Regions from separate parts of the Homo sapiens genome. Here all the other regions are linked to region 4. A link is a loop called in an ENCODE intact Hi-C map of the cell type or tissue named here. Cell type or tissue: GM12878. All regions are shown on one strand. Region 1 overlaps DLGAP1 (DLG associated protein 1). Region 2 overlaps DLGAP1 (DLG associated protein 1). Region 3 has its middle 180 kb from the start of DLGAP1. Region 4 has its middle 23 kb from the start of LINC01892. Region 5 overlaps DLGAP1 (DLG associated protein 1).

What was found. Peaks named below come from ENCODE experiments on the same cell type or tissue, not always from the same donor. Only the 100,000 strongest peaks of a DNase experiment are listed, where the experiment ranks them.
Region 1: a loop joins it to region 4, with 4 times the contacts of the local background. A loop is called at or near these places in 1 of 110 quality-filtered maps.
Region 2: a loop joins it to region 4, with 3 times the contacts of the local background. A loop is called at or near these places in 1 of 110 quality-filtered maps.
Region 3: a loop joins it to region 4, with 6 times the contacts of the local background. A loop is called at or near these places in 1 of 110 quality-filtered maps.
Region 5: it touches region 4 in a loop (4-fold over the local background); 1 of 110 quality-filtered maps calls a loop at or near these places.

The regions. Positions count from the first base shown.
Region 1 is chr18:4,389,879-4,394,878 of GRCh38, forward strand. All of the region lies in intron 1 of DLGAP1 (DLG associated protein 1), which reads right to left. Among named protein-coding and RNA genes, the nearest start is that of DLGAP1, 63 kb to the right of the region's middle. In GM12878, no CTCF peak of the experiment used is centred here; a DNase peak (open chromatin) is centred at 2,183; H3K27ac peaks cover 538 bases.
Region 2 is chr18:4,317,574-4,322,573 of GRCh38, forward strand. All of the region lies in intron 1 of DLGAP1 (DLG associated protein 1), which reads right to left. Among named protein-coding and RNA genes, the nearest start is that of DLGAP1-AS5, 55 kb to the left of the region's middle. In GM12878, no CTCF peak of the experiment used is centred here; a DNase peak (open chromatin) is centred at 2,638.
Region 3 is chr18:4,636,706-4,641,705 of GRCh38, forward strand. No RefSeq gene overlaps it. Among named protein-coding and RNA genes, the nearest start is that of DLGAP1, 180 kb to the left of the region's middle. In GM12878, no CTCF peak of the experiment used is centred here; DNase peaks (open chromatin) are centred at 455, 3,076 and 3,806; H3K27ac peaks cover 1,262 bases.
Region 4 is chr18:5,055,435-5,060,434 of GRCh38, forward strand. No RefSeq gene overlaps it. Among named protein-coding and RNA genes, the nearest start is that of LINC01892, 23 kb to the right of the region's middle. In GM12878, a CTCF peak has its summit at 2,497 (motif pointing left); DNase peaks (open chromatin) are centred at 2,398 and 3,442.
Region 5 is chr18:4,358,378-4,363,377 of GRCh38, forward strand. All of the region lies in intron 1 of DLGAP1 (DLG associated protein 1), which reads right to left. Among named protein-coding and RNA genes, the nearest start is that of DLGAP1, 94 kb to the right of the region's middle. In GM12878, no CTCF peak of the experiment used is centred here; a DNase peak (open chromatin) is centred at 2,074.

The DNA.
Region 1 (5,000 bases), 670 kb before region 4:
AATATTACTGGTGAATAGTCTTCATTATTAAATCTAGATGTCTATTTCCTTCATGTTTCTAAGATACTTCTACTTCAAGATTAATTCATTTAATTTAACTGAACATCAGCTACATGTAGGGCACTGTGTTAGTCCCTCCAGTGGCTACAGGGCTAAATGAGGTATGGTTTTTGATCTTAAGAAATACATTCTAATAGTGTATTGTATTGTTCTCCAAAATATTCTCTGCCCTTCCTTATGGAGAGAATATATGTCCCCATACCATGTTGGCCCATAACAAATTGTGTGAAAAAAAAAAAGATGTATTCCTCCCCCTTTTTTCTTAATTAATAAATCTTATGTTTTTATAGCAGTTTTAGGTTCACAGGAAAATTGAAAGGAAAGGACAGAGGTCCCATGCACCCCTGTCCCCACATGTTCACAACACTACTGACATCCCATATCACAGTGGTACACTTGTTGTAATTGATGAACCTCTATTGACACATCATTATCACCCAAAGTCCACAGTTTCTACATCAGGGCTCATTCTCGGTGTTGCACATTCTACGAGCTTTGAAAAATGTATAATGACATGTGTCCACCATTGTAGTATCATATAGAATAGTTCCACTGCCCTAAAAATTCTCTGTGCCCAACCTATTCATCCTTCCATTCCTCCTAACCCCTGGTGACCACAAATCCTTTTACTATCTCCATTGTTCTGACCTTTCTAGAACGTCATACAGTTGGAGTCATACAGTACATAGGCTTTTCAGATTATTTTCTTTCACTTAGTACGGATTTAGTTTCCTTCATGTCTTTTTGTGGCTTGATAGCTGAATAATATTCCACTGTCTGGATGTACCACAGTTTATCCATCCACTGATGGAAGACATCTTGGTTGCCTCCCAGTTTTTGGCAGTTATGAATAAAATTTCTATAAAAATCATAGGCAGTTCTAGAGGCCCCTGGGCAAAGCTTTGAGATCTTTAACACTGTTTTTCACGGTTCCTCCATGTTCTCTTTTGCCTCTGACCTGTAACTGGAAGTGCTCCTCTTGGGCCTGCTCCATCAGCCTGCGCTCATCTTGGAAGAAAGAAGCTTGGTACGGTCAGTAGTACAGAATGGTCATATACCTTAAACACACTGTTACCTGAATTTAACTTAGCCTATCCCGATTGACACATATAATCAAGTCCAGTGTATCCTTTTTATATAAATTTGCTTTAAGCCAGATAAACATAATCTCCCAGAAGAGCTTATCTATGTCACAAAACAGACATATATATTTCCCAAGGAAGATGCTCCTCCTGCAATCACTTTCTCAAATGCAAGCATTTGTTTTTCAACAGCACTGAGCAGGAGGCCTCTGCAACTAGGGAAACTCAACCGGGTCACTTTTCCCACCCTTCCTTCATTTAATAAAAATGGCAGAGTCCAGTTGCGGAAGATGTGCTCAGAAAGTTTGCTTTCTTCATCCTGCTTTTGCCTTTGGCCAGTTTGACCCACGGTGGGGTTTCTTAATTTCTAGCATCTCAATTTCTTGCTTAAGAAATAGTCCTATTTACCTATTTCACCATCCTCTAGTGTTCACTCAGTGGTTATTTCTTTGCTACCTCAAATGCCGAGTAATATTCACCCCAATCCATAGCTGGCTGACACCTATTTTCGGTGATTTCTGTGGTACTGATTGGTGAAGATCCCCTTAGCTTGAAGGAAATTGAAGAAGCGACTACATAGCCCATAACATCCCTTTTGAATTCCAGCTTGCAATTTAAATAACCTGGTCCTTCCTAGAAGCATAAACCTTCAGGATTGCTCAAGTAGAAATACTGACTTTTATTTTGCCTCTTGGTCAGACAGATCTACACCCTTTGTTAAGGTATGCTCCCAGAAACGCATGTTCTTGGGCTAAACATTTACCTCATGGGAGCCTAAGGAGTTTCTGAATGTCTCCAGAACAGTAGTTTACTGTAATGGAGAAGCAGTCCAGCCTCATTCCCTCCACATCTACACATGGCTTTGATACCGTACCCTCTTTATTTGGTCTAAAAATATTTTTAAAGAAAAAAAGTCACACTACAAAGGCGATTGAGGTAGTTGGTTTTTAATCAGTTACTGATTTGTTGTTGTCACTTGTTTTGGTTAGAAACCCTTAAAAGGAGAAATTCAACTGATGGCTCTCTTCTCATGAACCGAAAGTTCAATTTCCCCTGACGAAAGTGGGTCAAGGGAAATGAAACCAGTTTCCTCCTGATTACTAGGTCATAAAAAACGGATTCCAGAGCCAGCAATCGCCACCAGCAACCCAGATGGGTAGCCCAAAGCCTGTTGAGGGGCAGTTGGTAGGCAGCACAGCCTGAGATTCATGGATAGAGACCTCCTGCTCCACATCATTATGGTATGTTAGTGGAGGAGCTGCTCATATCCAGGTGGGACTTCTCTACCTCCCCTTAGGAAGCTGCATGATCTGTTCACTTATTGTTTGATTGGGCCCTTAAAATGTGAGTGAAAATACACCAGAATTTTCCCATGAAAGGTTAACAAAGTTCTAGGGGTCCTCATTATAGACCATTTAATAATGTATTATTTATTCTGAGGCTGTATCCAAGTTTCAGATGCTCCAAGAAAAAAAAGGAATTTGATCTTGTGTCATAACACACTTTAAAAAATGCCTTCTTGAGGACAACTAGTTAAAAGAGAGTGCTGCTAGGTCTCTTCCCTTGGCTGATCCACCTACTCAAAGTTTAAAGGCTCATATAAGACAGGAAGCTTTATAATCTACTAAACTCTGTAATAACTGTACAGTCTACAGTGATTGTAGGCCCATGGATTTAAACATCATTTTATATCCCTAGGCCAAGTCTTACTTCTGAGATCCAGCCTCACATTTCAAACTGTCTGCTTGGCATTTTCTCCTGGGTGTCTCAAAGACGCTGCAAACTTAGAATGAGCAAAATAAAACACTTGAGTCCTGATGCCCAATTGGTCCCAAATCTAGCCTTCTCCTTTTTAGGATATGGCACTCCCGGCCAACCATTCCAACCAGAAATGTAAAAGTCATCTTTGTTCCCACCCTCATGCCTTATACGTAATCCATCAGCAAGTCATGTGTACTGTATTTCCAAGATACATAAGGAATTGATATACATTCTCTGCCATCAACTTGAACTAGACTTTCATCATCTACCACTTACAGCAGCCCTCACGTGGTTGTCAAATTCCTACAGTTGGTTTCTTTCCAGCAAAATAAATGATCTTCTTAAGACATAAATTAGATTTTGTCACTTGCATACTTGAACAATTTTGTTGATTGCCTTAAAATAGAATAAATAAAATAAAACACTTAATATAAAATCCTATCTCCTTACCGCAGCCTATGAAAACTCTGTCTACCAAGACCCGTATTTATTTGCATACCTAGACTCCTCTTCTATCGTACTCCATGCCTCTCTCTCTCACTATGCTTCAGCCACAGCCATCTTTTTGTGTTTCCCCATTTGGTGAACATGCCAGTCTCTTTCCCACGCAAGAGCCTTTTCACACTCTCTGTACTCTACCTGGAATGGACTCTACCTCTAATTTTTCAGATGGTTGATTCTTTGTCACATTTGGGTCCCATGTCAAATGGTACTTTCTTCAAGAGGCATTCCTTGACCAATCTATTTAAAATGGCAACCCCTCCCATTATTCTGGATCTCAACCATAGTTTGTTGATGTAGCTACACCATAATTTGTAATGAAATTTTCATTTGTATTTGTCTGATTGCTTTTGTCTCTCCTGCTGGCACATGAACTCTACATCTGCTTTACTCTTTTACTCACCTGGAGTCTCCCTTATCTAGAACAGCAGTCCCCAACCCTTTCGGCACCAGGGACTGGTTTCATGGAAGACAGTTTTTCCACAGACCGGGGGCAGGGGTGGTTCTGGGATGAAACTGTTCCACCTCAGAACATCAGGCATTAGATTCTCATAAGAAGCGTTCAACCTAGATCCCTCGCATGTGCAGCTCACAACAGGGTTTGCGCTCCTGTGAGAATCTAATGCCGCTGCTGATCTAACAGGAGGCGGGGCTCAGGTGGTAATGCTCACTCACCCATGGCTCATCTCCTTCCTGCTGTGCGGCCAGGTTCCTAACTGGCCAGGGACTGGTACTGTCCATGGCAGAGGGGTTGGGGATCCCTGCTCTAGAACAACTAATACGTAGAAGGTATGTAATAAATATTTATTGAATAAATGAATACAAAAGTAGCTATATGGCTAAACATAATAAGGTGACAAGAAAGTTTCTGCATATGTGAAGACAAAACAGTAAAAGAAGAAAGCCACCGTCAGGATGACTATGAGTTCCATGAGCCTTGAAAAAACGTATTCATTTACTAGATGACACGGATTTCGCTTTTGCTAATAAGTGGGCACAATTCTAATCAGTATCAATTATCAAATGTCTACTGTTCTTTAATCAGGAGGAAACAAGAAGCTATTGAAGGTGTGTGAGATAAGAATTTAAGAATAAATTTCCTTTTGCTTGATTCACTATTTCACTGCCATTTTGAAAGAACTTACTTCAAACTAAGTAATTGTTCAGGTGACAATATTTAAACAATAACATAAAAATCCAGAAAAATGCACATCTACTTGGAAGGATTCCTTTGGAGAAGAATTTGGGGGAAAAAATCCCCAAAATAGAATGCCTCTAATCACTGGGTTTAATCAATTTTTGGAATAATTAGCCTAGTTAATTATTTATGAAAACGTAGGTTTTAAATGAAAACTACAGTTTATTGTTAAAATATATCTTCTTTGTAATACAAATTCCTATGCCAGTGTATCAGATAATTAATTTTAAATAGGTGGGAACAAACCTATTTTCAGAAATCAAGATTTTGATGATCACGGAAATTAGTAAGGTTCTTATGCCAATAGTGATATTTTTAGATCTGTTTTCTCTTAAAGAATTTCATAAATTGCTTTACAGAGTTTCAGTTCTCGTCTATTGAAAATAAGGCATGCTCAG
Region 2 (5,000 bases), 740 kb before region 4:
TCACTCTTTCATGAATAACTGTTTCACTGAATTCAGATATTAAAAAGTTTGCATACTCCCTATTCACCCAGAAACTTGTTTCTATTTAAGTATCTCTTTTGTTTTCCTCTCGAATCTCAAGTGCAGATACAGGATGGGGAAGAAAGGCATAGAGCTGAAGCATAATTGGAACTTGATCCCCAGGATGATCAAACACAAACCTTAACAGCTATTGCCATTGGGCAGTTATAGAACAACAAGTAAAATATATAAAAAGAGCTAAAAGCTTTCCTTTTCTTTCTCTCTCTTTTTGAGACAGAATCTCACTCTGTCGGCCAGAATGTGAGTGCAGTGGTGTGATCTCGGCTCACTGCAACCTCCGCCTCGTGGGTTCAAACGATTCTCCGGCCTCAGCCTCCTGAGTAGCTGGGATTACAGGCGCGTACCATCACGCCCAGATAATTTTTGTATTTTAAGAAGAGACAGGGTTTCACCATGTTGGCCAGGCCTTCTCAGCCTCTCAAAGTGCTGGGACTACAGGCATGAGCCACCATGCCTGGCCATAAAAGCTTTCCTTTTAAAAGAAATATTTCCCAGCTATGAGAAAGTGATATTAAAAAAGAAAGACATACCATAATACCCAAATATGGCAAATGGCTCAAATACTTCCCAGAAAACTTTTTATTTCCAGCATCACTAAAACATTCCTCTGTGGCTTCACCATTCATAGCTTGAAAGAAAATTCAGTGCATTTCTATTGCTTGACACGGCAAAATTTACAAATACGTATAGAGAATAAGAATTATTAAGATGTGAGCTGTTAAACCATGAAGCTGCCCTGCTTGAAAAACGGTAGGAAATCTGAAAGTTGTAACATGATATAAAAATCAAAGACCAATTCAAGTGCAGGCTGAATCTAGAACAATGCATTAAGCCTTTGCTTACAATGTGGACCTGCTTGGAATTCCTTCTAATGCATGAAAGAACAGATCGGGGCAAGAATTGGTAGGATATACACACAAAGGCTTTTCTGGAGTCGATGCAGGAGTTCCATCTTGAGAAAAAGAAATCAGGGATAGCAAGGTCTCCTTTATTTATTTTTCAGAAAATGTCATTTTCTATTTGCAACTTCATTAAGAATGTGCATCATATGTCACCATATTTCAATAAAAAAACTCAGTGTACTCATCTGTTTAAATAAGGGCATTACACTGAAAATAATCTTTTAGATCCAGGTACTGAAGTTGTCATATGTTTATCATTATTAATATCAAAAACATTTTACAGGGCTTCTGGTTAAGACAATGTAGATGTTTTCATTTAAAGACACAAAATTTCAGTTGGATAGGAGGAATATGTTCAAAAGATCTATTGTACAACAAGGTGACTATGGTTCATAACAATGTATTATATACCTAAATGTTGCTATGAGAATGGATTCTAAAATGTTTTCATAACACAAAAAATTATAACAGTGTGAGGTAACGGATATTTTAATTAGTTTGATTTAGCCATTCCACAATGTATACATATATCAAAGCATCATGTTTCACACCATAAATAAATACAATTGTTATCTGTGAGGTAAAAAATAAATTAGTTTAAAAAGATATATCTATGGCTTTTTTAAAACAAAATTCCTAGCATATACTTGTTTTACTAAGAGCTACCTCTGTGGTAACAGTTTAAAAATTTATAAATGTATCACCTCTGGAACAAAAGAACAGTAACACTATCTTATGTAGCCCTTCATGCTTTGATTTTTAGCGATTATATTGTCCTAAATTATTTTCTTCTGTATATCCTAATTTAAACATTTAGTGGATGTCTAATTATGCTAAACAACATGAGGGCTGAACAAAGGAGTACTCAGTCTAGTTTGGGGACCAAACAAATACAACTAGTATATGAGACAAGCTCCATTAGGGTCATATTAATAATCAGAAGGGGGATCCTGGGAGGAGAAATTAACTTTAATTCTTGAAGATGACTATTGTAGAATGATATAGAAAGGTGGAGACATTTTAAGTGGGTCCAGAAGATTTTCATAAAAATTGACAAGAACAGAGGCAGAGAAGTCGGTTGTTGAAAAGGCTCAAATCTACTTACTGTGCCCAGGATTCAGCATTTCAAGGGACAGTACTAAAGTGAGAATGAAAAACTAGTAAGAGATGAGACTGATTGGCATTTTGTGTCATTAAATCCCCATCTGGCTTAGGCAATAGTCACTGAAAGTTTCTAAACAGGAAAATCACATTTGAATTTTGGGAATAGGACTCAGCAATATTTAGAGGAAATTCCAGCCTCCCTCATTCCTTCATATACACATTTGCCTCTTCTCTCCTCAATTCTGAGGCCTCTCCAACCACTCATTCTGGGGTCTCAGCCCTCCCACTCTGGGAGGGAACCCCATCCATCACTTGTCTCCCCTCCATTCTCCCTCCAACCTTGTCTTTGCTATTATAACCTTCTTGTGAGAATTTAATAATCCAATGTTAATTAAATTTCAGAAGAATGCCATTCAGAAAGGTAATGAGAGCAGAGTAGAAGGTCCTAGGGGCATTTCCCCCTAAACATCATGCTTTGAAAGGAGGCAATTATGAGAAAGACAGAGTGAGATACTGTTTAACTGCTCATTCTCTGTTTCTTCCTCCCACGATTTTCACAGCTGCTTGCGTCATTTTAGCTGGTGGGCTAAGGGAAGTGACCATAACAACTCCAAATATGGAAAAAGATGCCCATTTGATGAGTTCCCTTTTTGTTTCTAGATGCACTCAAGCTGAACAGGTAAATTGGAGTTACTTTTTAAAGTTATTTGAATTAAATATATTTATTTTTTATTAGAGCTCTATAAATGATATATTCTGTCATTGTCTCATGAGTTATAATCTCTTGTTCTCTTTAACACAGCCCCACAGTACACTGTGACTCTCTTCTTAGCCAAAGCAGTAGCAAAACTGAGTGGGAGGCAAATACAGAAAGCCAACAGGCAAGATGTGAAACACGGAACTGTATAATCAATGTGCCTGAGTCCCCTCATTCACTCTCCTGTAAACACAATCAAAAGCTCTGATTTTAATTCACTCTTGCCCTCATGCATAAGGAATTAAAGTTGCCCTTTCCAAGCTTTAAAACATCTGTGGTGGAAACCCTAATTACAATTTTACACACACACACACACACACACACACACACACACACACACACACACAATACCAATGCAAAAAGAAAACCCGTAAGATTAAAAAAGAATACTTCACAATTCTGAGACGTTTAATGAAAATGAAAAATTACCAAAGGCCAATAGTGCCCTAGTATTTATTGTGTATTGTGGAATTTAATAAAGCCTTTCTGGGCACTGATATTAAAATAACCTTCATAACACTTTTAATTCCAGAATTTCAGGATGGAAAAATAGACATTTTTGAGTAAATATCTCTAAGTGCAAATGAAAAATATTTATTAACTTCGTCATCATTTATAAAAGAAAAATATTTTGAAAGTGCTGTTATTAATCCCCTTTTTCTCATCTCTTAGTTTGAGGACTCTGCAGTCTCCTGCAGATAACAAAAACATCATTTTCCATATGCAGACTGAGATGAGAGACTCCTGGATATTGTCAGCACCTAATGTTCACTGTAAATTTATAAATATGTAAGATTAATGCTAACATAAAATGAGTTAGTGGAAATGATTTACACAGAATCAATCTGACTTAGCCATAAAACATTAATTACAAGTATTATGATACAGCATCATTATTATTTCACCTGTTACTAGATTTTATGATCATAGTAAAAGTACTCAATCATTGACAAAGAATGTAACTACAGAAAATCACTCAACAGCTTCAAGTCTGAGCATGAGGGTAGTTTGTCATTTATTCTCTACTACAGTGAAAAACACCAGAGTGGCTTCACATAGTACTGGAAAGTTTATCTCTAGCAACTTCCAACTTAAAAGTAGTCCCCACCCCACAGATCCTATTCACATTAAAATCCAACTATACAGACAGCAATGATTTCCAGAATTCAAGTATCCATGCAGATACTGAAAACAGGCTTTGAACACTCCTAGAAAATTCAGAGCAGACCATCTGAAACAAATACTAAACCAATTCGGTTAAATAATACAAAATAATAAGACTTTAGAAATGGCTACAAGAACTTACTATATTTTATCAGTTAAGACATTTCTTGTTTCTAGGTATTATGTAACAAAATGAGGCAGGAGAAGTAAATTAAGCGTACACCTTGAAACAATTTTTATAAATATTTTCTTTTTGCATGAGGCCAGATGTTGTCTCAAGCAAAAAGAACAAAGCTGGTGGCATCCTACTACCTGACTTCAAAATATATTACAGGCTGGGTGAGGGTGGTTCACGCCTGTAAACTCAGCAGTTTGGGAGGCCTAGGGGGGTGGATCACATGAGGTCTCAGGAGTTCGAGACCAGCCTGGTCAACGTGGTGAAACCCTGTCTCTACTAAAAATACAAAATTTATCCAGGTGTGGTGGGGGGAACCAGTAATCCCAGCTACATGGGAGGCTGAGGCATGAGAATGGCTTGAACCCGGGAGGCTGAGGTTGCAGTGAACCAAGACTATGCCATTGCACTCCAGCCTCGGCAACAGAGCAAGGCTCCATCTCAGAAAAAAAGAAAAAAAAAGAAAGAAAGAAAAAGGGAAAAGCATTACAAAACTATAATAATAAAAACAGCATAGTACTGGCATAAGAAGAGAACCATCAACAAAGGGAGTGGAATAGGAGAGGTCAGAAATAAACTCACACATTTACAGTTAATTGCTTTCCAACAAAGGTGCCAAGAATACATAATGAAAAAAGGTCAGTCTTTTCACTTAATGATGTTGGGAACCCAAGTAGATATCCACATGCAGAAGAATAAAACTGGATTCTTTATCACAAACCATATATAAAAATAAACTAAAATGGATTAAATACTTAAACGTAAGACCTGAAATTGTAGAACTGCTAGAAGAAAACATAGGGGGAAAGCTCCACAA
Region 3 (5,000 bases), 420 kb before region 4:
ATACACAGAAGTGACAGAGAGCAGATCAGATGCAAAATGATCAAAAAGCAGATTAAATAATTTCAGCACATGCAAAATAATCAAAAAGGCAGAGAGCAGATCACATGGAAAATAACAAAAAGTGACATCGAGCAGAGCAGTGGTTGCCTGGAACTAGGAGACCAGGGAGTCAACACAGGGTGCAACAAAACTTTGGGGAAGATGGATACTGATTGCTGTGATGGTTCCACGAGTGTCTATATGTCAGAACTTATAAAATGCATATTTAAAATATGTGCACTGTATTGTATGTTTATCATACCTCATTAAGATGTTAACAAAATAGAGGAAACTGCCAGATTTAGCTTGGAAACTGGTCAATGAACAAGACTCAGGAAGCAGGAAACAGGGCTGTCTCAAAGGCAGCAACAGGACAAGCCACCATTGGCACGTTGCCACTGCAAGATGAGTGTGTCACTCACTGCAGCATCCCACGAGAGAGATTCTGAGTAGTTCAGCTGCTCTCACAAGCCACTCCCAGTGACGCCTCATTACACCCATAGGCAGTGGACACATGGAATGAGCCTCCCTTCAAAACCATACAAAATGCGGGGAAAGATAATTCTCCTAAAGTAAACTGGGGAGGATGTTTGGAAATCTATGCAAGAAAGACAAAAACAGCAGTAACACTAGCTATATAAGGCTTTGGAGATTTTGTTGTCATTGTCCGAGTATTCATGCTTCTATCTCTTGTGAAGTTGTGAGCAATAGAGAAACTATTTAATAATTCACTTCTGTTATTTTTTCTACCTAGTTATTGAAATGCTTACATTATCATTTAGTACGATTTTATTTTATGTAGAATTTCTGCTATGAGACAGAACACCCTCTGCTTGTGAGTGTGTGTGTATTTATATTAGGTTGGTACAAATGTAAGTGCAGGTTTTGCCTTTACTTTTAAATGGCAAAACCCACAATTACGTTTGCACCAACCTATGTGTGTTCATGAAATACCTATCCCTGCATGAATTAATAAATCCCATGGGTCTTGGATATGGGGTGGCTGTTCATTACTTCTCAGTGAAGTACAAATGTGTGTGTCTGTTCATCTTTTAAATATAGCATTCCTTATTAATTTTAATTTCATAGCAATTTATTGGCACCCACTATGTACCTGATAGTGTCAGCTCTATTAGCATACTACAGCTAAAAAAGCTTAGCTTCACATATTGACAACACTATATTGTACAATTTTTCGTTGTCTCTGAAACAAAGAGACATAACACTTTGCCTTACAAGCGTTCACCCATGGATTCCCCATGTTCTCTGCCAAGAGTAAAATGTAGGGCAACTGATAAGAGGCTGCACAGCTAACACACAGGAGGAGAAGCCTGTTCTCATGGGTTTGCTTCTGCTTCTTACGGCTCATTTCACAGAAAATTCACTTTTCTGTGTCTTAATTTCCCCAGCTACAAAGAAAGAAAAAACTATTTATTTTGTGAACACAGGAATAGATAAAGATTCAGTGACTAGGTTTAATGGGGTCATTTAATTTTCTACCTAGACCTATTACTAAATACGCTGTAATTTGAAACAACAAAAATAGTGTGTGCTGTCAAGGCTGCCAGCTTATATAAGTAAACCTAACCATTAGAACCAACCGGTTTGTGCACGTCGTTATGACCCCAAAAGTTCCTATGCATATCGCTTGAGAAAAATTTCACGATATCATGGAAAAGTGGATGAAAATGACTTTAGGTTGAATTTAAACAGTTATTTTTAAAAGCCTTGATAAAGGAAAAATAATGCAACAGGTAGAGAACATGCTCAATAGTTAAATATTGGAACTCATCTCTAAAATGTGTAAATCCAGCAAGTCAGATTAACTACTCTCTTCTTAGTTCCTCTGGATATTGATATCATGTATATACATGGTAGAGATTTTCCCTTCCTTATTTGAAAAATTATTTGTGTAGCCTTGTCTGAAAATCATCTCTTTGCCTATATTAAATGATTTATAGGTCTACAAAAATTAGCATAGCAATGTAAATTATAGTTCCAGCTTTGTTACTAATTAGGCGTGTCATTTTAGTTATATGTCTTAATCTTTCTGGATTTCAGCTTCATCTGTAAGGTGAGGGGCAGAGCAGAGAAGATGTATAAGTGGCGTACGCACCGCCACTCACCATGCTGTTTGCGGCAAGCATTACTAATCAAGCATGACAATCTTTCCCATTGAACTCACACATTGCATAGGATCCTTTTCATCACAGCGTATCTCTGAATTAGATTTTACCTGATTTTATTGAACACTTACTATATGTCAGCCACTATTTAGGATACTTATCTGTATTAACTAGCTTAATTATGACACAATTATGACAGGATTCTATGAGGCACGCAAATTAATATCCTTATTTTGCAGATTAGGAAAGTAAGGCCCCAAAATTTACATATAGTAAGCAACAGAGCGTAAAATCAAGCAGCCTGTGCTTTCCTTCATTTTGTTACTTTGCCTTTGAGTTCTCTAGAGTCTATTTTAACACAAATTCTATGGGTAGTACTAAAAGCATGCCACAAACATTTGACAGTGAGAAGTATTCTCTGCTCTTTGGGATTTGTTTTATTTTGTTTTTTAGTTTCTTCACAGCTTTATTCTCAGCACCTAGCCCCGTGCCTAACAGATGGTGGACACTCAGTAAATATTGATTGAATGAATAAATGCTGCCATCCCCACAGCCAGTATCACTATACTTTAAAAAACAGGCTGTGAAATTATCTCTTTTTTATATTGCATCAGTCTGCTATTCTGCAGACTCCACATTGATCATTTTCCAGGCAGCATCTTATTTGGTTTCCTCTGGCAGGAGCTACAAAAAGATTAAGAGAGGGAGGAACCCAAGGGGAACTCCCAGCTGTCCTATCTAATGTTCTATCTCAGTTCTTCACTGGTTGAGAGTTTATTATCATTTTAACAATTATCTGGGACCCACAAGTAAGAGGTCGGCCACAGGCAATTCTTAATTGTGGGAGCAGTGATGATGCTTTGCATAAGCTGACTCTTGCCATGCAAGAGAAGCAGCCCGAAACGAGAGTGGTCAATGCCAAACTGGGAGGAGTTGTGTCTGACTAAAGAACAGATGTTCTTGTGTATAATTAGTAGAGACTTGCAGTGACCTAGGTGGTTATTTAACTCAAAAAGGAAACAGCCAAGAAGCCAAATTTGGATAATTTTGAGGGGATTTCATGGTGAGTCATTGAGCAGACTTTAACAATGACACAAAAAGAACAAATTGGTAATCTAGTGTTTATAGTGATGTATGTAGAATTAACATCAGGACAACTTAAAACCAATGACACTTTTTGTCTGGATCCTTACGCTTTCACAAAATAAACTAGTACCTAGCTTATCTGAATTATAAGCGATAACAAAAGCTACAAGTAACCAGAAAAGCACGTTTGGAAGATGCTTATCAGTGACATTTTCTACAAATTATGACAAATGTATTTGAGGAGTAGTCTTTAAGATTCCTGGCATATGCAGATGTCTATCTGTATCACATGATAACCATGACTTTGGAAACCATTATATTTCTTTCAAATGCCAGACTGAATCCAGATATGAATGCTTGGACAGCTTCAAATAATGAAAATAAGAGTGTGCTAACATTGACTGCAGTGTACGAGATAAAAAGTAGGGCAGAGAAGGAGCAAACATAGACCCCCCAAAAAAGGCCATTGGCAGGAGCTACAGAAAGATTAAAGGGAGATGAAAGGGAGGGAAGGAGCCCGAGGGGAATTCCTAGCTGATGCTAATTGTACCATAGCCACCAGCTACCTCATTGGGTTCCTTTGTGGTTAGCACAATGGGGTACTGGTTGCTGTCCTCCAGGGAATTCTGCACAGCTCTGAAAAGAAAGCATTTCATGTATTATATGAGGTTGAGAGAAAGGTGAATAAAATAAGTTGGAGATATTGTCATATTAAGAGGAAATTAATATCCATTTTAATTAAAGGTAATCAATATTGGGAGATGTAGCAGGATGCAGAAAGAAGAGAGTTGCTAATTTCAATGCCATTAAAAAGCTGTGACCATAGGCAGGTGCCAGCACAGACAGACATCAGCTGCATGTACACCTGCTGTTCCCTGTGAAGTGGAGCAGTGGTTTCTGTCAGGTTCAAAATCAAATCATGAATTTTGCCTACATGTTGTCAAACTACCTGGGATAGTTTCCTCCCTCTTGGCAGCCCCTGACCCAACTAGCATTGTCATACCACTTTGTAATAATCCAAAGATTCTTCATCCCAGGTCTGTCCATTTCCGAGAGGCCCATGTCCCGAAACTGTTCCTCTCCCCCTGCTATGGACTGAATTATGTCCCCAACAAATTCATATGTGGAAGTTCTAAGCTCCAATGTGATGGTATTTGCAGATGGGATTTTTGAGAAGTAATTCGTTTTAGATAAGGTCATGAGGGTAGAGCCCCCACGAAGGGATTAATGCCCTTATAAGAAAGAAGAAACACTAGAGAGCTTGCTTTCTCTCTCCAGCTGCCTGAGGACACAAGAAGGCAGCTGTCTGTTACCTAAGAAAAGAGCCCTCACCAGACACTGACCCTTCTGGCCCCTTGATCTTGGACTTTCAACTTCCAAAACCATGAGAAATGAATTCCTGTTGTTTAATCCACCTACTCTATGGTATTTTGTTATGACAGCCCAAGCTGACTGAGACACCCTCTCTGCCCCATGCCATCCAAAATCACACTAAAGCATAGAAAGTGTGTGGTATATATATATATATATATATATATATATATTTTTTTTTTTTTTTTTTTTTCATTTAGGTAGTTAAACCATCCGGGTTCTTCGTAGAGTAGGTCATGCAGACTTGGCCAAGGGTACACAACTGCTCTTCATCTCACCCACAAAATGAGAGATTTAGCTAAATGATCTATAAGTGTAGTCCTAAACTGCCTGACAGTACCGGAATCTTTCTCCAGAGCTGCTTATTTGCCAAATGAA
Region 4 (5,000 bases):
TGAGAGATGTCTTAAGAGCCAAAAAGAAAACCTCAAAGAGAAGCAGTGGTGATAAAAAGGATGGAGCAGAGACTTGGAAGCAAGAATATGAAGCTCAATTTCTGGAAGAATACAGATATTCCACTGATAGAAAACTTGGTTTCCATCCTAATTTTAAAACCTCAAAATGTTCAGCAGTGGATATTTCAAACTCCTACCCACAGTATGATGAAGTGGCAAATCACCCTGGCCAACATGTCAGAACACCTGTGTTTTTCCGTATGTTCATTTCCAAAGAACAGTGCTCTTTATGGACCATGTGTATTGTGTCAAGATGGCTATCAAAACCAGACTTCCACCAATCCCACTCACCCCTAATAGATAAGTGCTCTTGGGGAAGCCAACGCTATTCAGACAGAACTAGACTATACTAGAGTACTTCAAAGATTCCTTAGAGATTTAATGTCATACAGATTCTAGATGTACTTCTAAAACTATATCCCCATGGCTTTTTATAACTTTAGAAATGACTGTGACTAGCCTAACTCACCCCTTATCAACACTGGTAATCATTTAATAGAGAAACATGAGTGTACTTCTGATTAGGAAACAAACTAATGCTGTCAGTAGTTACTGAACACAATCTTTTTTCATCAATTTAACTAATGTCCAATTGTGTTTCTTTGACACTGCCCAGTGCATTTGTTTTAGCACATTCTTTAAAGTGGTCAGAAGAGGACTGGCAGGGTGGTTCACACTCTGGGTTGAAGCAGGGCTCCATTTGTACTGGGGGTAAGTAGGTATCTAAGATGTCTGGGGGATTCTAATGAATGCAAACACCTCTAAACTACATTGAAATCCTGAAGTAAGCCAAGGCCATGTATACATAACTGGAGGTTGATTACAAAATAAAATGTTTGGGGCTGGGCATGATGGCTCATACCTGAAATCCCAGCACTTTCAGAAGCTAAAGCAGGAAAATCACTTGAGGCCAGGAGTTGAAGACCGACTTGGGCAACATAGTTTAAAATTATTTTTTAAATTTTTTTTTAAAAATTATTTTTAAAATAGCTGGTCACAGTAGTGTATGCCTATAGTCCCAGCGACTCAAGAGGCTGAGGCAAGAAGATCACTTAAGCCCAGGAGATCGATGTGGCAGTGTAGTGAGCTATAATTTCACACTGCATTCCACCCTGAATGACAGAGCAAGACCTTGGATCTTAAAAATAAAAAAAAGTAAAACATTTGGAGTGAGATAGTTATATCTGTGCATCAGAGAAAAACAGTGGTAGAGGGAACTCTTACACACTGTTGGTGGGAATGTAAATTAGTACAACCTCTAGGCAAAACAGTATGGAGATTTCTCAAAGAACCAAAACTAGAACTACCGTTCAACCCAGGAATCTCACTACTGGGTATCTACTAAAGGAAAATAAACAGTTCTGTCAAAAAGACATCTGCACTCTTACGTTTATGACAGCACTATTCACAAAAAAAAGTCATGGAATCAACCTAAGTGCCCATCAATGGTGCGTTGAATAAAGAAAATTCCATATACACCATGGAATACTATACGGCCATAAAAAGAAGAAAATCATGTCCTTTGTAGCAACATGGATGCAGCTTGAGGCATTATCCTAAGTGAATTAACACAGAAACAGAAAATCAAATATCACATGTTCTCACTTATAAGTGGGAGCTAAACAATGGATACACATGAACATAAACATGGAAAAAATAGACACTGGGGACTCCAAAAATGGGGACAGAGAGAGAGGGGAAAGCGATGAAAAACTACTTACTGGGCACTATGTTCACTGTTTGCGTGATGGGTTCTGTAGAAGTCCAAATCCCAGCATTATGCAGTATAGTACAAACCTGTGCATGTGGCTCTTGAATCTAAATTTTTTAAAAATGAAGTGTTTGCCATTCTCTGAATTGGCTGTGGATTTGGCTTATTCTGTGCCTTCTATTTCCTGCTCCTCCTCCAAGATCCAATAAGTCAGAATCCATCCTAGCAGTCAACCCTCCTTGACATACCAAGGGATGTGGACAGGAGGGCAGGAATAGCACTGTAAGCTCAGACCTCTTCTGGCTGTCCTGACACGCCCCTCTCCTCTTCCCTACTTCCTCCATTCTGCTGCCTGGTTTATCTCTTAGCCTTTCACTTTCCAACCCGGCGTTCTGGCTCCTCCGACCTTCCGCCTGTCCCTGTGATTTTTTCGCCATGCAACAACTCTTTATTAAAATGACCCTACTTCCTCTATCCAGATTTTGCTTGATTTTGCTTTAATTTGCTTACCTCCTTTCTCAGGTCCTCATGACTTCTCCTAGCTACTTTATTGTCCTCTGATCTGATGCTTTTTCCCACATAGGAAAAGCTACTAATTGAATCCCAGCTTCTAAGCCATTGCCCACTAACCTCTCTTGAGACTCAAGAGACCTCACCAGCTGGCTGAGCCTGGAGACCTTGAAATCCAGAGGTGGCTACTGCAGGCTCTTCCCGGGTCGTGCCTGCCATCTTGTGGATATAAATGGTAACTACACCGAGGCTGGGCTCAAAACCCCCTTAAGGATCAAAGGACTTTGTTCCCTTAGTTAAAAACAAAAGTCCATGTTCTCACTCTTAGGTGGGAATTGAACACTGAGAACACACGGACACAGGAAGGGGAACATCACACACCGGGGACTGTTGTGGGGTGGGGGGAGGGGGGAGGGATAGCATTAGGAGAAATACCTAATGCTAAATGACGAGTTAATGGGTGCAGCACACCAGCATGGCACATGTATACATATGTAACAAACCTGCACGTTGTGCACATGTACCCTAAAACTTAAAGTATAATAATAATAAAATTTTTTTAAAGAGTACCTTAAATGCTGCCTTTTGCATCATGTCTTTGACTGGTCATTCCTGTCAAAAGGAATTGATCTTGCTTCTGCAGTCCTGAGGGTCTGCTCCATACTGATCCTGACGAAGGCATTAGGGTACCAGTCTCACATCTTCTATAAACCCCTCTATCCTTCAGAGCTCTTAGCTTTTTCACAAGCGCTTACTAAATGTTCTGGAAAGTTGAGAATCTAAGCTATTCAAACCATGGACCTATGATTAACTTGGAGGTGACACCTTAATTGTAAGTCAAATGCTGCAATCCTTTGCTTACCAATAAATTAGATTCCAAAAGGCTATTTTTAGATGTATGTGTTTGTGAGAAAGTTAAGCTTGCAGTCTCTTGATGTATTTCCACTAAATAAGAGTGTGAATCAGTCCTTTGAGGTTTTAAAACAAGGCATATTCTCATTTTCCTCATGGACAGTTCTATAAGCAACTTTTTTTCTCTTCAGCTACATTTTCTACACTTCTCCCTTGTCTTGATTGCTCTCTGTTTGCCTCCCTGCCCTTCCCCACCTCCCATCTATAGTACAGCTTTCTCTTCCCCACTCTGTGGTCAGAGGCTGCTCTACGTAGACAGCATCATCTCGGCTCCCCACCCTCTGGCTTCCTGTCGGGTTGGGCCATGAGAGGGGGAGACACCGTCAGGAGATGAGAGGTAAAGAGGTGATATGGACTAAACACGTGTCCCCTCAAAACTCCTATCTTGAAGCTCTCACCCCTTGTATGGCTGTATTTGGAGTCAGGAAGTAACTTAGGTTAAATGAGGTTATAAGGGCGGGTTCCTAATGCTACGAGATTGGTGGCTTTAGGAGAAGAGGAAGAGATCTGTCTCTCTCCTTCTCCCTCTTTCTCTTTCTCCCTCACTCTCTCCCTCCCTCCTTCCCTGCCTCACCACACACAGCTCAGAGGAGAGGTCATGTAAGGACAAAGCAACTATCTGCAAGCCTGGAAGAGAAAGCTCCCCAGAGGCTGAGCCCTGCTGGACCTTGATTTTGGACTTCCAGCCTCCGGAAATGTGAACAAATAAATTTCTGTTGTTGAAGTCACCCAGTCTGGGGTTTTTTATTGCAGCAGCCCGAGCCGCCTAAGACAAGAGGCTGGGTTGTATATTCTTCTCTTCCCTCCCAGGCCCTTCTTTCATGCCTGCAGCTCTGCCCAGTTCCGGTACACAGCTTCCTCCCAGCCTGGAAGGCCTGGAAGAGGAAATTGCTCCCTGCTATCGTTAGTCCCAGTGTACCCCAGTCTTTCACGGTTCCCGTAAACCCGTCCACACCTCTGTAAATAGTTCCGTCACTGAATAATTTTTATTAAACCCTCTGGAGTGTGCCTTCTGTTTCCTTCTGGAACAGGGTCAGCGAATGTTTTCTGTAGAGGGCCAGGGAGTAACTATTTTAGGTTTTGCCTGCCATATGGTCTCTGCTACAATTACTCAACTGCCGTTGTACCAAAAAAAAAAAAAAAAAAAAAAAAAAAAACCAGCCACAGACAATACGTAAATGAATGAGTGTGGCCATGTTCCAATAAAACTTTATTTACAAAAGCAGGTGGCCTGCTGGATTGGATTCAAGGACCCTGGCTGATACACCCACTGACCACTCACTGTGATGCACAATAGAAGTAGAAGGTGCTTTAAACCAGCAAAATCATCTCAGTTTTGCTAGTTTGCAGCAAAAATGAAATCAAATGTTCTTTCTGTATGCTTAAAATTCAGAAATAAACTCCTAACCTCGTTTTGTGCTAACACTGGGTAAATTACCATTCAACATTAGTAATGATACTCTGGCTTAATCAAGCCAAGATTGCAAAAGCATTTTGTTTTGCCAATCACCTCTTTTCATTTCTTGCTATTTTCAATTGATTACATAAGCACAACAGTTTTTATCTTTTGCGTGATTTGCTCTTTGTATAAAGGGCTTAAAAGGGGTGTTGACTTTCATAAAATTTATTTCTAAAATAGCTCCCTGAATAGTAAACCCAATATGTGATATTATCAGAAAACATATCTTCCTCTTGAGTGAAAAGAATATACATTTTCTACCTAGTTCTGCAAATACGCATATGTAGCTTGCATATGGTTAATTTGATATATGGATATATGTGTGTGTGTGACTTATGGAATCTAATA
Region 5 (5,000 bases), 700 kb before region 4:
ATGGTCCTTAAAGAAGGAAAAGAAAGTTAAAAGGCCTTTAGGGACTAATGTGGCATACTGGAGAAACAAAGAAAGAAGGCCAGTGTGTGTGCCGCTTAGGGAGTGAGAGGAAGTTAGAAAAGATGAAGATGGAGAAGTAGACAATCCCAGTGACCTCAAGTAAGGAGTTCATGCTTTACTCCAAATGCAAAGGCATTAGAGATATAACTGCAGACTACTCACTCTCCATTGTTTTCTTCATGTGAAGGGAAACCTAGGGCCTCCCTCTTGTTCTCGTGCCTTTGATTGGTGAGTTTAGTAGGAAGAACTGGGCATGAAAGGCTCAGTCCCTTCCTCTTGCCTGCAGAGAGCAGGGCTCCTGTCTGCTTTGGGCCTAGGGCTGAGCTTTGTGGCCACAGCTTACCTCTGTAGCACCTGCTGTGCAGGTATTCGGTGCTGCCTGTGGCTTCTGGGTCAGTTCATCTAATTCTGGTGCAGCAGCAGGAAGCCCAGGCTGGCACTCACTCTGCCACATTCTCCAAGAGCTCTGTTAGTAATAGACCTGACAGTCCGTTCTCCATGTGTTTAACTCTTTTGTCTCCTTCTACTGCTTTAAAATGCTGGCGGGGATGAGGGAGTTATAATTAACAGCCTTCCCTCTCAAACTCCTAAAGGAAGCTTGGATGTTTTTCTTTTCTGAACAAGAAATACAGTGATCTAATTTATGTTTTAAAAAGATGACTCTAGCTTTTATTTAGGGACTGAATTACAGACAGAGGGAAATGAAAAGCAAAGATATTAGTGAGGAGTGATGGGGTTCAGGACATGCTACCGTAAAATATGGCACCTCGGTATTTGAAAACAATGCAGAAGTGGGATGATCTCTCTGACTTCTCCTTCCTTCTCCTCTGAACCAGTTCATAAAACCTAGAAATAATTTTCTGATCTTCCGCTGGAGTAGATCATAAGACCCTCATGTGAGAGGTGCCCTTCCTGGAGGAAAGGAACGTCTTTATCGCTGAAGATACAGGGACATGGAGAAGAATCCAAACAAACAGGCCTTGTACATTCCCTTCATTAGATCATACCCCCTTTTTCCAGTCATACTTCTTCACAACGATACACCTCTTCATCAAACTTACAAGTACACAGGTTTTCCTGTTTCTTTAAATATTCATTTCTGAAGGCTCCCGTGTCACATAAAACTTATATTAAATAAATATGTATGCTTTTCTCTTGCTAATGTCTTCTGTTATAAAGACCTCAGCCATGGACCTAGCAATTGGTGGGGAAAAGATAAAGCAGGAGAATCCCTCTGCACGAGACTACTATAGTTATTTAGGATAGATACGATGGTGCCTTGGACTAGGATTGATAATGGCAGGCAGAGAGAGAAGGGTAAAGAATTGGAATATACATTCAAGCAGGCCCTGGAAGCAGGCCCTGTTCTAGACACTGGAGATAAAGTAGGGAAGAAAATAGTCAGTAATCTTGATTCCATATAGTCTGTATTTGAAAGTTGGAGGGAAGCAAACAATATACATGCAAACAAACAGGTCAACTGAAGGGATTTATAAACCTGAGGTAAGGATCATAAAAAATTAGTATCAAATATGACTTCTAGGTTCTGTCTTGAGTAGCTGTAGGTAATGAATAGTGACTTATCCAAGTGTGGTTCTCAGGTAAAGAGTTGTGTAGACAATTATGGAGCTTAGTAGAGAGGTCTGGAAAAATAATATGAATTTGGGAATTTTCAGATGGTGTTTAAATCCACTGGGCACCATGGAATTACTTAGAGGAAGAATATAGACAGAAAAAAGAGGATGGCTGAGGATAGAGCTCCAAGAAGTGTGCTAAAGTTTAATTTTGTGGCATTAGACAGGGTGGAATGGAATATGTGTACTTGGGAGCAAATTAAAATAGAAAATTATAAAACAGGAATTAATGTATTTCATTTTATAGGGTTACATTAGAAAAAGGACAAAAGTGAGACAAAGCAAAAGGAGTGTCTAGAACAGACTTACACAGCAGAAGCTAAGTAAGTAGGATGTGAGAGGAAATGGAGATAGAAGAGAAATGCGAATCAAAAGGTGGAACTCACGAAAGTGAAAGTGAAGACTTTCATCTTCAGTGGAGTTATGCAAATGAAATATTTTCACACACATAAATAATGATAAACATAGATAAATAAAGCAAGTTTGGAGAGGCTGGTGAGAAAAGTGAAGTCTATAATTCAGTGTTATGAATACAGCACTGTGTAGTCAAAAGGATTTGCTGTAGGGAGTGAAAAGGAACAGAGAATGTTGATGGAATGAAAAGAGAATCAAAAAAGTGTGTTTAGGCCAGGTGCAGTGGCTCAAGCCTGTAATCCCAGAACTTTGGGAGGCTGAGGCAGGTGGATCACCTAAGGTCAGGAGTTCGAGACCAGCCTAGCCAACATGGCAAAACCCTGTCTCTACTAAAAACACAAAAAATTAGCCAGGCATGGTGGCGGGCACCTGTAATCTCAGCTACTCAGGAGGCCGAAGCAGGAGAATCACTTGAACCCAACAGGCAGCCATTGCACTTCAGCCTGGGCAACAAGAGTAAGATTCTACGTCAAAAAAAAAAAGTGTGTTTATACTTACCTATTAGTTATGAAAAGAGTCAAAAGATGAGACAAAGATAAATCTAAACCTTATCTATAGATACATTCTTTGTAGAAGAAATCAACAGAAATTATAGTTTTTCTGTCAAGATTTTGGAAGAAACTTTCTGAAGAAAATTTCAGAAGAGGGCTTCAGGGAGTGTCTAAGAAATTAATATCTTAATAATAATGTTTCTATGAAATAACATAATATATTTTATTGATATGTGCAAATAATTTTACTTCAAAAAATTATCTCTTTTGAAGTAAAACACATTGCGCAGAAAATAATAATTTTCAAGAAATCCTGAATAGCCAAAACAGTACCTAAAAAGAAGAAAAATATGGAGAACTCATATTTCCTGATTTCAACACTGTAAAGCTACAGTAATCAAAACATTGTGGTACTGGCATAAAGACAGAATACAGGCCAATGGAACAGAATAGACAGTTCAGAAATAAATCTTTACATTAATGGTCAAATGATTTTTGACAAGGGTGCCAAGACCATTCAGTGAAAACTGGACTGTCTTTTAAACAAATGCTTCTGGGAAAAATGGATTTCCACAAACAAGAAAATGAAAGTGTACCCTCACCTAATGCTACATATAAAAATTAATTCAAAATGGATCAAAGATGTAAATGTAAGATCTAAAATTATAAACCCTTAACGATAAAACAAAAGCTTCGAAACACTTAATTTGGCAACTATTTTTTTGATTAACACAAAAGGCACAGGCAACAAAAAATAATTTTATCAATTTTTAAAAAACTGTGTGTCAAAAGACAGTAACAGCAGAGAAAAAAATGGCCACACACAAAACAGGAGAAAAGATTTACAAATCATATATTTGATAAGGGATTAATATCCAAAATGAATAGAGAACTCCTAAAATTCAACAGCTAAAAACCAGAAGACCTAATTTAAAAGTATGCAAAGGACTTAGATAGACATTTCTCCAAGGAAGATATACGCATGGCCAAAAGGCACATGAAAAGATGGTCAACATCACTAATCAGTAGGGAAATGAAAATCAAAATTAGAGTGAGATACCATCTCACACCTATTGGGATGGCTACTATAAAATAACATAAAATAACAAGTGTTGGTGAGGATGTAGAGAAACTGGAACACTTGTACACTGTTGGTGGGAATGTAAAATGTTACAGCCACTATAAAAAGTAGTATGGTAGTTCCTCAAAATATTAAAAATAGAATTCCTTTATGATCCAGCAAGTCAACCTCTGGGCATATACTCAAAAGAATTGAAAGCAGAGTCTTGAAGTGATATTTGTACACCAGTGTTCACAGCAGAATTATTCACAATAGCTAAAATGTGGAAGCGAACCAAGTGTCCATCGATGGAGGAATGGATAAACAAACTGTGGGATAGACATATGATGGAATATTATTCAGCCTTAAAAAGAAATAAAATTCTGACAACATGAATGGACCTTGAGGATATTACACTAAGTGAAATAAGCCAGTCACAAACAAGACAAATGCTGTATGATTCCATTAATGTGATGTACTTAGCGTATTCAAAATCACAGAGACAGAAAGTAGAATGGTGGAGTCCAGGGGCTGGGAAGATGTGGGAAATGGAAAGTTACTGTTTAATGGGTACAGAGTTTCAGTTTTGCAAGATGAAAAAAGCCCTGGAGATGGACGGTGGTGATGGTTGCATGACAATATGAATGTACTCAACACCATTGAACTGTAAATGGTAAAAACGTTTAAGATAGTAAATTATATGTTACGTACATTTTACCATAATGAAAAACACTGGATGAAAATGTTCAAAAATAACAATTTCAGGACTCTGAAAAATCAAACAAAGACATACAAGCAACTGAAAGGCATTTAATCAAGAGAAAATACTGAACTTTGGCTAAGAACAGCAGGAGTCTCTGACAAGCCATTAAAAACAGCAGTTTCACTGCTGGAGGGCCAACTTGACTTGGAGAGGAGCAAGGAAAACCCCAATCCCCTTGGCATTACTGGAAGCAATGTCGATGGCAAACAAACCAGAAAAGCCAACATCACAGCTAACCTGCGTTTGCAACTCTAGTTGGAGCAAGCAACAGACTTGGCATACTGACCTAAGATTTACAGGGAGATCCAGTAAATGAAATGGCCATAGTGGCCTTGATAAGCTCCCCAATATTCCTTGTGGAGATAAAAAATGTAAATGTAAGCCTGGAAATATGCACACATGGGCAAGGCTGCATGCACACAGGGAAAACAAGGAAGGGCCCGGGCTATCCACACATCCCTGATTGCATGTGAGTGCTCGCACATACACAGGGGAGACACAGGAAATAAAAAGCTGGGGCAGAATATCACCAAACTTGATGTTACCCAACCTACACAGGGATCCTTGGGAAAAGGTGG